Regions from separate parts of the Homo sapiens genome. Here all the other regions are linked to region 2. A link is a contact called in ENCODE Hi-C or POLR2A ChIA-PET data. All regions are on one chromosome and are shown on one strand. Each heading gives the region's core, a stretch centred on a gene start or an enhancer-like site at or near the end of the contact. The rest is flanking DNA. Distances are from core to core; before and after follow the strand shown.

Evidence for each region. Hi-C counts contacts between places; a loop is a spot of excess contacts on that map. ChIA-PET counts read pairs that join two places held with the same protein, here RNA polymerase II (POLR2A). Pooled maps may share reads with other maps.
Region 1: a loop to region 2 is called in a map of PC-9, with 19 times the contacts of the local background. The contact joins two enhancer-like sites. A Hi-C loop is called at or near these places in 1 of 168 maps with a recorded cell type or tissue (PC-9) and 1 of 37 single-sample maps with no recorded cell type.
Region 3: a loop to region 2 is called in a pooled map, with 4 times the contacts of the local background. The contact joins two enhancer-like sites. A Hi-C loop is called at or near these places in 2 of 168 maps with a recorded cell type or tissue (HepG2 and heart left ventricle) and 2 of 50 pooled maps. POLR2A ChIA-PET finds 5 or more read pairs at or near these places in 7 of 52 experiments (AG04450, H1, HCT116 and 4 more).

What each region holds. Positions count from the first base shown.
Region 1 is chr2:127,670,586-127,673,285 of GRCh38, forward strand. The region is part of intron 1 of LIMS2 (LIM zinc finger domain containing 2); the gene reads right to left. Among named protein-coding and RNA genes, the nearest start is that of LIMS2, 3.6 kb to the right of the region's middle. Within about 2 kb of position 1,271, at least 3 of the 41 ENCODE cell types and tissues checked have a DNase peak (open chromatin) inside an H3K27ac peak, as active enhancers do.
Region 2 is chr2:127,720,205-127,722,930 of GRCh38, forward strand. WDR33 (WD repeat domain 33) reads right to left here. Exons shown (of 22, transcript NM_018383.5): 14 at 2,387-2,526; 15 at 1,632-1,784; 16 at 1-149. Among named protein-coding and RNA genes, the nearest start is that of SFT2D3, 20 kb to the left of the region's middle. RefSeq lists an enhancer at 1,159-2,358. Within about 2 kb of position 1,272, at least 3 of the 41 ENCODE cell types and tissues checked have a DNase peak (open chromatin) inside an H3K27ac peak, as active enhancers do.
Region 3 is chr2:127,770,449-127,773,402 of GRCh38, forward strand. It overlaps WDR33 (WD repeat domain 33), which reads right to left. Exons shown (of 22, transcript NM_018383.5): 2 at 330-556. The coding sequence starts at 533. Among named protein-coding and RNA genes, the nearest start is that of WDR33, 39 kb to the right of the region's middle. RefSeq lists a silencer at 613-813. Within about 2 kb of position 1,448, at least 4 of the 41 ENCODE cell types and tissues checked have a DNase peak (open chromatin) inside an H3K27ac peak, as active enhancers do.

The DNA of each region.
Region 1 (2,700 bases), core at 21-2,520, 50 kb before region 2:
CCACTGAATTTTACAATCTAAAGTGGTGAATTTAATAATATGTGAACTATGTCTCAGATTTTAAAAAACACGTGAGTAATGAAGAATGCAACTACATGGCTTCTTAGAGGCTGGAACTGAGGCCCCAAGCTATGAGGCAGGGCTGCCTCCCCAAGGCCCTGGGGCACGTGCCCTCAGCCCAGTGGGCAGAGGCAGAGACGGACAGAGGCAGAGATGCCACAAACAGGCTGTCCTCCAGAGCCAGCTCCCCCACCAGACTCCTCGCTGGGAGGCTGAAGACAACTCCATGAGTTTCCCGTGTATTCCTCCAAGGACGTGGGTGAGGACACAGTAGGTTTTATGTTCATATGTGTATTCAGTCACCTCATCTCAGCAAGACATATGCATTCACTCATGGAGGTATCTCACTAGGGTGGTCATCCTGCTAAGTCATCTAAGTAAATATTCACCTTCAGAAATGTACACGCTACACCTCAACAGAACAAGCAAGACAGTGACAGTGCCTCCCTTGGCCCCTTTCCCACCTGGAAGTGAAGACCTAAGGGATGGTTAAGCCTGCATGCAGGCTGGGCACGGTTGTTCACGCCTGTAATCACAGCACTTTGGGAGGCCAAGGTGGGTGGATCAAGAGGTCAGAAGATCAAGACCACCATGGCCAACACGGTAAAACCCCATCTCCAATAAAAATACAAAAAAAATTAGCCGGTTGTGGTGGTATGCACCTGTAGTCCCAGCTACTTGGGAGGCTGAGGCAAGAGAATTGCTTGAACCTGGGAGGCAGAGGTTGCAGTGAGCTGAGATCACGCCACTGCACTCCAGCTTGGGTGACAGAGCGAGACTCCATCTCAAAAAAAAAAAAAAGAGCCTGCATGCGGCACAGCACAGATAGGGACAGACAGAAGAAGGATAACCCGCTGTGGATAGAAAGCCCGGGCTCCTCTCCCCAGTGGCTCCCTGGGCTGTCCCTTGCCAGTTCACAAGTGCTGACTGTTAACTATTCAGGAATTCCGTAAAGCGTTAATGCCATGTTGGTGGCTTGAAATGAGCCCAGGTGGGGGTATCACACCACGGGACTGGACACCCTGCAGATCAGTCCCTCCATCCCTATTATGCCACTGGCCGGCTAGAAGGGGCCAGTCAGCACCAGAAGTAGAAGAAAAAGGAAGGAGGTGAGGGGCCATGGCAGTGCCACCTGGCCCAGTCTGGGGCTCAGGGCTCAGTGGTGCCACATCACAAGCCACATCACTTGTTACCCACTTTACAGTTTGCTTAAGCCCCTGACGCCACTGCAGCCTCGTGTGCTGTGCTGAGGGCTCTAGCTGCAGTCAGCTGCCCCTTGGCCGACACCTTCTGCCTAGGGGACCACCGGGCACACTCCTCACCCGGAGGAGGGGCAAGATTGGTGGATATGAGGGCAGGGATCTAGCAGCCTGCTCTGCGCTGTACTAAGCATGGGCTCAGCACACAATCAGGCATACGACAGCCTCACATGTGACACACATGACGGTCACACCATGGGTGGGACTCCACTTTATGCAGCCAAGCCACTGAGCTCACGTGGCCGTGGGTGTCAACATCCCAGGCTCCATTTCCAGGAATGCCAGGGACAGCTGGGTCCCTAGGTAGGTGGCCTTAATATCCTCCCTGTAGAACAATGGTGATGCCAGAGGTCCCTTCAGCTGTGATAGTCAAAGATCTTGTGGTTGTAAGTTGCAAAGTCCCTGAGTTGCTGCTGAGGCCGAGCCCCCTCTCTTCCCACGGCGTGCCACCCCATGCTCTGGGCTGCCTTCACTCCCTGCCCAGCTGGCTACTCCTGGGCTTCAGCCCCTCCATGCCCAGGTGCCTCCCACGGCTCCCCCTCAGACTTGCCACAGCTCTTCAAGCACTCCACAACCACACCAAGCATGCCATCCACCCCCACCTGTCATCACAGGAGGGGCATCCTCCCGAGCCCCACCCTCTGTGGCCCACCTCACAGCCAGTCAGTTGGGTCCTGTCCACTCCACCTCCCAGAACCCTGAGTCAGCCTCCTCTCCTCCACCCGCTCAGCCACCCAGGAGAGGCCTCCCTAGTGGCTGCCTTCTGTCTCCTTCCCCATCTCCTTCCCAGCAGCCCTTTCTCCACACAGCACCCATGGGTTCATCTGCAGACAGCATGGCCACACATGCCACTCCAGGTCACTTTGGTGGCTCCCCACAGCCCTCCCTCTGCTCTTGCCTGGTGAGGTCCTAGGGAGAGCTGGCAGGGAGAAGCCCTGAAGGTATGCGAGCAGAGAGGGTGTTTCCCAAAAGCAGCCTGGCTCTGGGCAGCATGGGGGATCCCGAGAGAACCAGGATCCAGGCACGAGGAGCTGCCCGGGATCACATGGGAACAGTGGACGTGGGGAAGGGCACCCAGCATGAAACGGTGGAAATGAAACTCCACTGCTTCTGGGACAGGAAAACTCTCGCCCACTCCGAAGGCCGGGTTGGATGTCTGTTCCTCACAGACTGGCCCGGCCCAATCCCTGTGTATGGAAGGCAGGGAAGCCAGTGGGGCACCAGCACTGCGGGCAGCAGGGTCACCTTTGAAGGAGCGGGTGCATTACACTCAGATCGCTCACAGCTGCGTCAAACAAACTCCAGGAGAAAGGACTGCGGGGAGCCACCGAACTGCATAAAGGGAGGCTCTTGGGAGTGGAACTGTGGCAGTTTCCTTCTC
Region 2 (2,726 bases), core at 22-2,521:
GATGGATGGGGCTGTTGAAAACCTTGAGGAATCTGAGACATTGGACCTTGTCCTGGAAAAGGCTGGGGTCCGAGGAGAGGGGTGCCAGATGAGGGAGGAGGCTGAATTTGCTCAACTTGTTTCTGTGCAAGTCTTTCAATTTTAAGTTGCTGGAAAGAAAGAAAGAAAAAAGCATGTTGAATAAACAGGCCAGAGCCCTTGAAGATGACAATATTGCTATCATGTATTCTGTTAGGGGACTCTCAAACATAAAAACTGCTCAAACTCTTCACGCTCCAGTGGTAATTAGAGTCCATGCAACACTCAAGCACTGTAAGGAGTTTTAGGTTCTTTCTCATTCTTTTTAAGTCCTGGGACACAGTAGTAAGGATTTTTTTTTCCTTATTTTTTTTTTCTGTCCCCCAAGCTGGAATGCAGTGGTACGATCGTGGTTCACTACAGCCTCACCCTCCTGGGCTCAAGTGATCCTCCCACCTCGGCCTCCGGAGTAGCTGGGACTACAGGCACATGCCACCACACCCAGCTAATTATTATTTGTAGAGACAGGGTCTTGCTATATTGCCCAGGCTGATCTCAAACTCCTGGGTTCAGCTGATCCTCCCGCCTCGCCTCCCAAAGTGCTGGGATTACAGGCGTGAGCCACTGTGCCTGGCCTAGTCAGGATTATTTTTGTCCATCTTGATCAGGGAAAGCCCAATAATTCACCACTAATTCATCATTCTTGGTAGCTAACATAGATAAGAAAAATAAGAACAAGCTACCTGCTATATGAGCAGACAAAAAGGAAAAACTCTTTCATAAACAGGTGAATTCAAATTAAAACTATGTTGGCTTTATCTTTTCTATTAAAAATGTATATTTAACTTAGATCTACTCACTGCCCCACTAATTCAGTTTTTTTATGTTGTTGTTGTTGTTTTTGAGACAGAGTCTCACTTTGTGGCACAGGCTGGAGTGCAGTGGTACGATCTCGGCTCACTGAAACTTCTGCCTCTGGAGTTCAAGCCATTTTCCTGCCTCAGCCGCCCATGTCACTGGGACCACAGGCATGCACCACCATGCCCAGCTAATTTTTGTATTTTCAGTAGAGGTGGGGTTTCACCATGTTGACCATGCTGGTCTCAAACTCCTGATCTCAGGTGATCTGTCTGCCTCGGCCTCCCAAAGTGCTGGGATTACAGGTGTAAGCCACCACGCCTGACCCTAATTGGGTTTTAAAAGTCCAAGATATGACTCAAGGAAGTCACTTAAAAAAAAATTAGTCAGACGTGATGGTGCATGCCTGTGGTCTCTGCCACTCAAGAGGCTTAATGTGGGAAGATCACTTGAGCCTGGGAGGCAGAGGTTGTAGCAAGCCGTGATCGCACCACTGCATTCCAGCCTGGGTGACAGGGCATGACTCTGTCTCTAAAATAAAATAAATAAAACAAAATACATAAATAACACATTTTAAAAAATTTTAAGAAACAGGATTCTTTTGGAAACTAGTCTTCTAGCATAGCAACAGGAAATGGCGGTGTTTGTCAGACCATGGGAGAGCCCCTTCCCTTTTCCTTAAGAGCCTATCAATAAAAATGTCACCACTACCCTCTTAGATCATCTTGAATTCCCCCCTACAGAGCTTCACACACCTCCAGAAGTTGTGGGTTAGTATATTGTAATGTAGCCATTTCTTGCTCAATTTCTGCTTGTGTTTTTTTCTTCTCTTCCAATTTAATGTCTTCTTTTCTGTCATTCAGCACCTCATTTGGAGCAGGAATTGGAACTTTATTTTGCATCCAAGCCTTGGGAAAGAAGAGAATATTAAAATGTACGCTAAGTATGAAAATTACAATGATAGAATGAGAAAACCACTCTACAATGTCATCTGCTCAATCTAACCTCTGAACCGATTTTATTTCTTTTTACCTTTTCTCCATGACTCAAGTACATGACTCATGCTAATTCTTACTGACATATTACTAGGTAGAAATTACTATGGTGATAAAAGCTGCAAGACACTGCATGTTATTAAGAATGCAAAGCTTGCCAGCCTCTTCACAGGGTACATGCACTTTGTGTTGAGGGGACAATTAAAGCACAAGATAGATAAACAATGGAGAAGAGAAGCAACATACTCCCATACTCCCTCTGCTCCATGCCTCTTTCTTCTATTTCCTCTCATAGCATGGATGATAATAAGCAGGTGAGGACAGAACAGAGAAGACTGATAACAAACTCAATACAACTGCAAAGCAGTAGATGAGAACCATGTCTAAGAGTACGTGAACATGGGAAAAATGCTCCAGTACAGAAACACCTTCAACAGTGAGATAATCCAAGAGAAACCTCAAACTAACCAACCAAAACCTCTCTGCGTGGATGAGGTGGAGTCACTTTTACTTACCTGCTGGAACTGAGCAGGAATGGGTTTTGCATAAGGAACTTTCTTCTGAGGTACTTTTTTCTGATCCTTTTGCATCACTTCCTCCATTCCCCAATCTAAACCTGGAATTGTCATTTCAATTTCATTTGATTCATCTTTCCCTGTAACCGTAAAGAAAAGTGGTTTGCCTCTTAAATAAAAGAAATTGGCCACTTGATCAATGAACACATTATTGGAAGAATAGATTTTAAGTATTATGTCATTTATATAATTTTTATCAACATTTCTCAACATAAATCATTTTGGTATTTCAATATATTTATCAGGAACATAAACGGGTCAAGAAAAAATTTGTAAAAAT
Region 3 (2,954 bases), core at 198-2,697, 50 kb after region 2:
GGAGACTGAGGCAGGTGGATCACCTGAGGTTAGGAGTTTGAGACCAGCCTGGCCAACATGGTTGAAATTACGTCTCTACTAAAACTACAAAAATTAGCCGGGCATGGTAGCAGGTGCCTATAATCCCAGCTACTTGGGAAGCTGAGGCAGGAGAATCACTTGAACCCGGGAGGCAGAGGTTGCAGTGAGCCAAAACCACACCACTGCACTCTGGCCTGGGCAACAAGAAAGAAACTCCATCTCAAAATAAATAAATAAATAAATAAATAAATAAATAAATAAATAAATAACCAAAGTTTGGTCATCTGAAGCACATAAATCAGGCTTACCTCCAAATACTTAATTACAGATGGATTGTAGTCTATGGTTTTTCGGTTCACAGCTTTTCTCATTCGTTTTCCATCAAAAGTAAGCTGTTGCATTGCTTGCTGTTGTGCAAAATCAGGTCGCTTATAAAACAGCTGTCGAGGTGCCTGGTGCTGGAACCTTGGCATATGGAAAAAACGAGGAGGAGAACCAATTTCTGTAGCCATGGTGATGTTTTCCTTCTAGGATACTAGGATAAGGAAAAAGTACTTTCACTACAAATATCAGCACTGCAACACTGCCTGAAAACATTTTTAAATGAACACTTTTTACATTTCTTTTCCCTTATCTAACGTGCATCATTTCCACTTACACAATGAACTACAGTCATGAGTCACTTAACAACGGGCGTATGTTCTCAGAGATGCATCCTTAGGCAATTTCATCACTGTACAAACTTCACAGAGTTGTACTTACACAAACCTAGATGGTATATACAGCCTACTACACACGTAGGCTACACGGTACAGCCTAATGCTCTTAGGTTACAAACCTGCACAGCATGTTACTTTACTGAATGCTGGTGGCAACCGTAACACAATAAGTATTCATGTGTCTAAACATAGAAAAAGACACCATAGAAAAGTATGATAAAAATACTATATTATAATCTTATGAGACCACCATCATATATGTGGTCCAGCATTGACCACAATGTCATTTTGTGGTGCATGACTATATTAGATCAATGACAGAGACCAGTTACACATCTGAAAAAGACTACGGTCAAGGCGGAAGGATCGCTTGAGGCCAGGAGTTTAAGATCAGGCTGGGGAACATAGTGAGATTCCCATCTCTACAAAAAATAAAAACACTAGCTGGACATGATGGCATGCACCTGTAGTCCTAGCTATTTGGGAGGCTGAGACAGGAGAATCACTTGAGTCCAGAATTTTGAGGTTGCACTGAGCCATGATCATGCCACCGCACTCCAGCCTGAGTGACAGGGAGAGACCCTGTTGGAAAGAAGGAAGGAGGGAGGGAGGGAGGGAGGGGGCAGGGGAAGACTAATTCACAGAATAAGTGCTAAGAGGCATTTGATGTAAAATTCAGCCTCGTGAAGAAAAAAAGCACAATTCATAACAGCTTGAGGCAGGGTGTGTATGTGTGAGTCAGTGGATGGGTACGTGTTTATGCTTAGGGAATAAAAGAAGGTAGGATCACTGGGAATTGTTCACTTTTTCTTTTTTTTCTCCTAGAGATAATATCTAACTGTGTTGCCCAGTCTGGTCTCAGACTCTTGGGCTCAAGAGATCCTCACACTTTGGCCTCCTAAAGTGCTGGGATTACAGGCATGAGCCACCAAGCCTGGCCTTACATTTTTAAAATTAAAATTTCACAGCTGGGCGCAGTGGCTCATGCCTGTAATCCCAGCACTTTGGGAGGCCGAGATGGGCGGATCACCGGAGGTCAGGAGTTCAAGACCAGCCTGGCCAACATGGTGAAACCCCGTCTCTACTAAAAATACAAAAAAATTAGCTGGGCGTGGTGGCAGTCTCCTGTAATCCCAGCTACTCAGGAGGCTGAGGCAGGAGAATCGTTTGAACCCGGGAGGGAGAGGTTGCAGTGGGCCAAAATCACCTCACTGCACTCCAGCCTGGGCGACAAGGCAAGACTGTCTTAAAAAAAAAAATTCCACTTAGATGTTTGATTATAAAACTAATTATTTTCATGTTTATTAAGACTCCATTTTATACAAGTCATTAAATGCTCTTTAAAATTTGACTTTTGTTCTTTTAAATTTCCCAGGACTAGTGTAGAAAGAGGAATAAACTACCTTATTTCATATCTATAATGAACAAAAAAAGTACGTATGCCCAAATTTCAGGAGCAAAGTACCACAGAAACTTATTTCTCAGTATGTGTTATTTACATATTTACAAAGGTAACATTAAGTTTATATCTGAAGAGGAAAATGTTAAGACCTTATAGTTTTTCAGCTTCAATGCTCTACATTTAAACTTACATGCCAATAATACAAATATGCATGATTTTAAAATAAATTTTAAGCACATTTTAAAAATCAGGCCAGGCATGGTGGCTCACATCTGTTATCCCAGCACTTTGGGGGGCCAAGCAGGAGGACTGCACTTGAGGCCAAAAGTTCAACACCAGCCTGTGCACATAGTGAGACTCCATCTCTACAAAAAAAAAAAAAAAAAATTGTTTTAATTAGCCCAGTGTGCTGGTGCGCACCTGTAGTCCCAACTACTCAGGAGACTGAGGTGGGAGGATCACTTGAGCCTGGGAAGTCAAAGATGCAGTGAACCATGATAGCACCACTGCACTCCAACCTGGGTGACAGAACAAGACCCTGTCTCCAAAAATAAAATAAAAGAATAAAATTAAAAACTATTACAAATACAATAAAGGAGAGAAGTTACAAACATTTCCACAATTGCTTTTGTTTCAAAACCAGAAAAGATTGTGGCCACCATTATTTGTCTGTATTCTTAAAACTGCCTTATCTCACTCTCTAGACACTAAATAATGAGCCTGAAAAAATTTATGATTTCCTTTTGATGAAATATTCTTGGTAGTACTTCATTCAGCCTTGTCACGTTGGTCCCTCCTAAGACCATTAAATT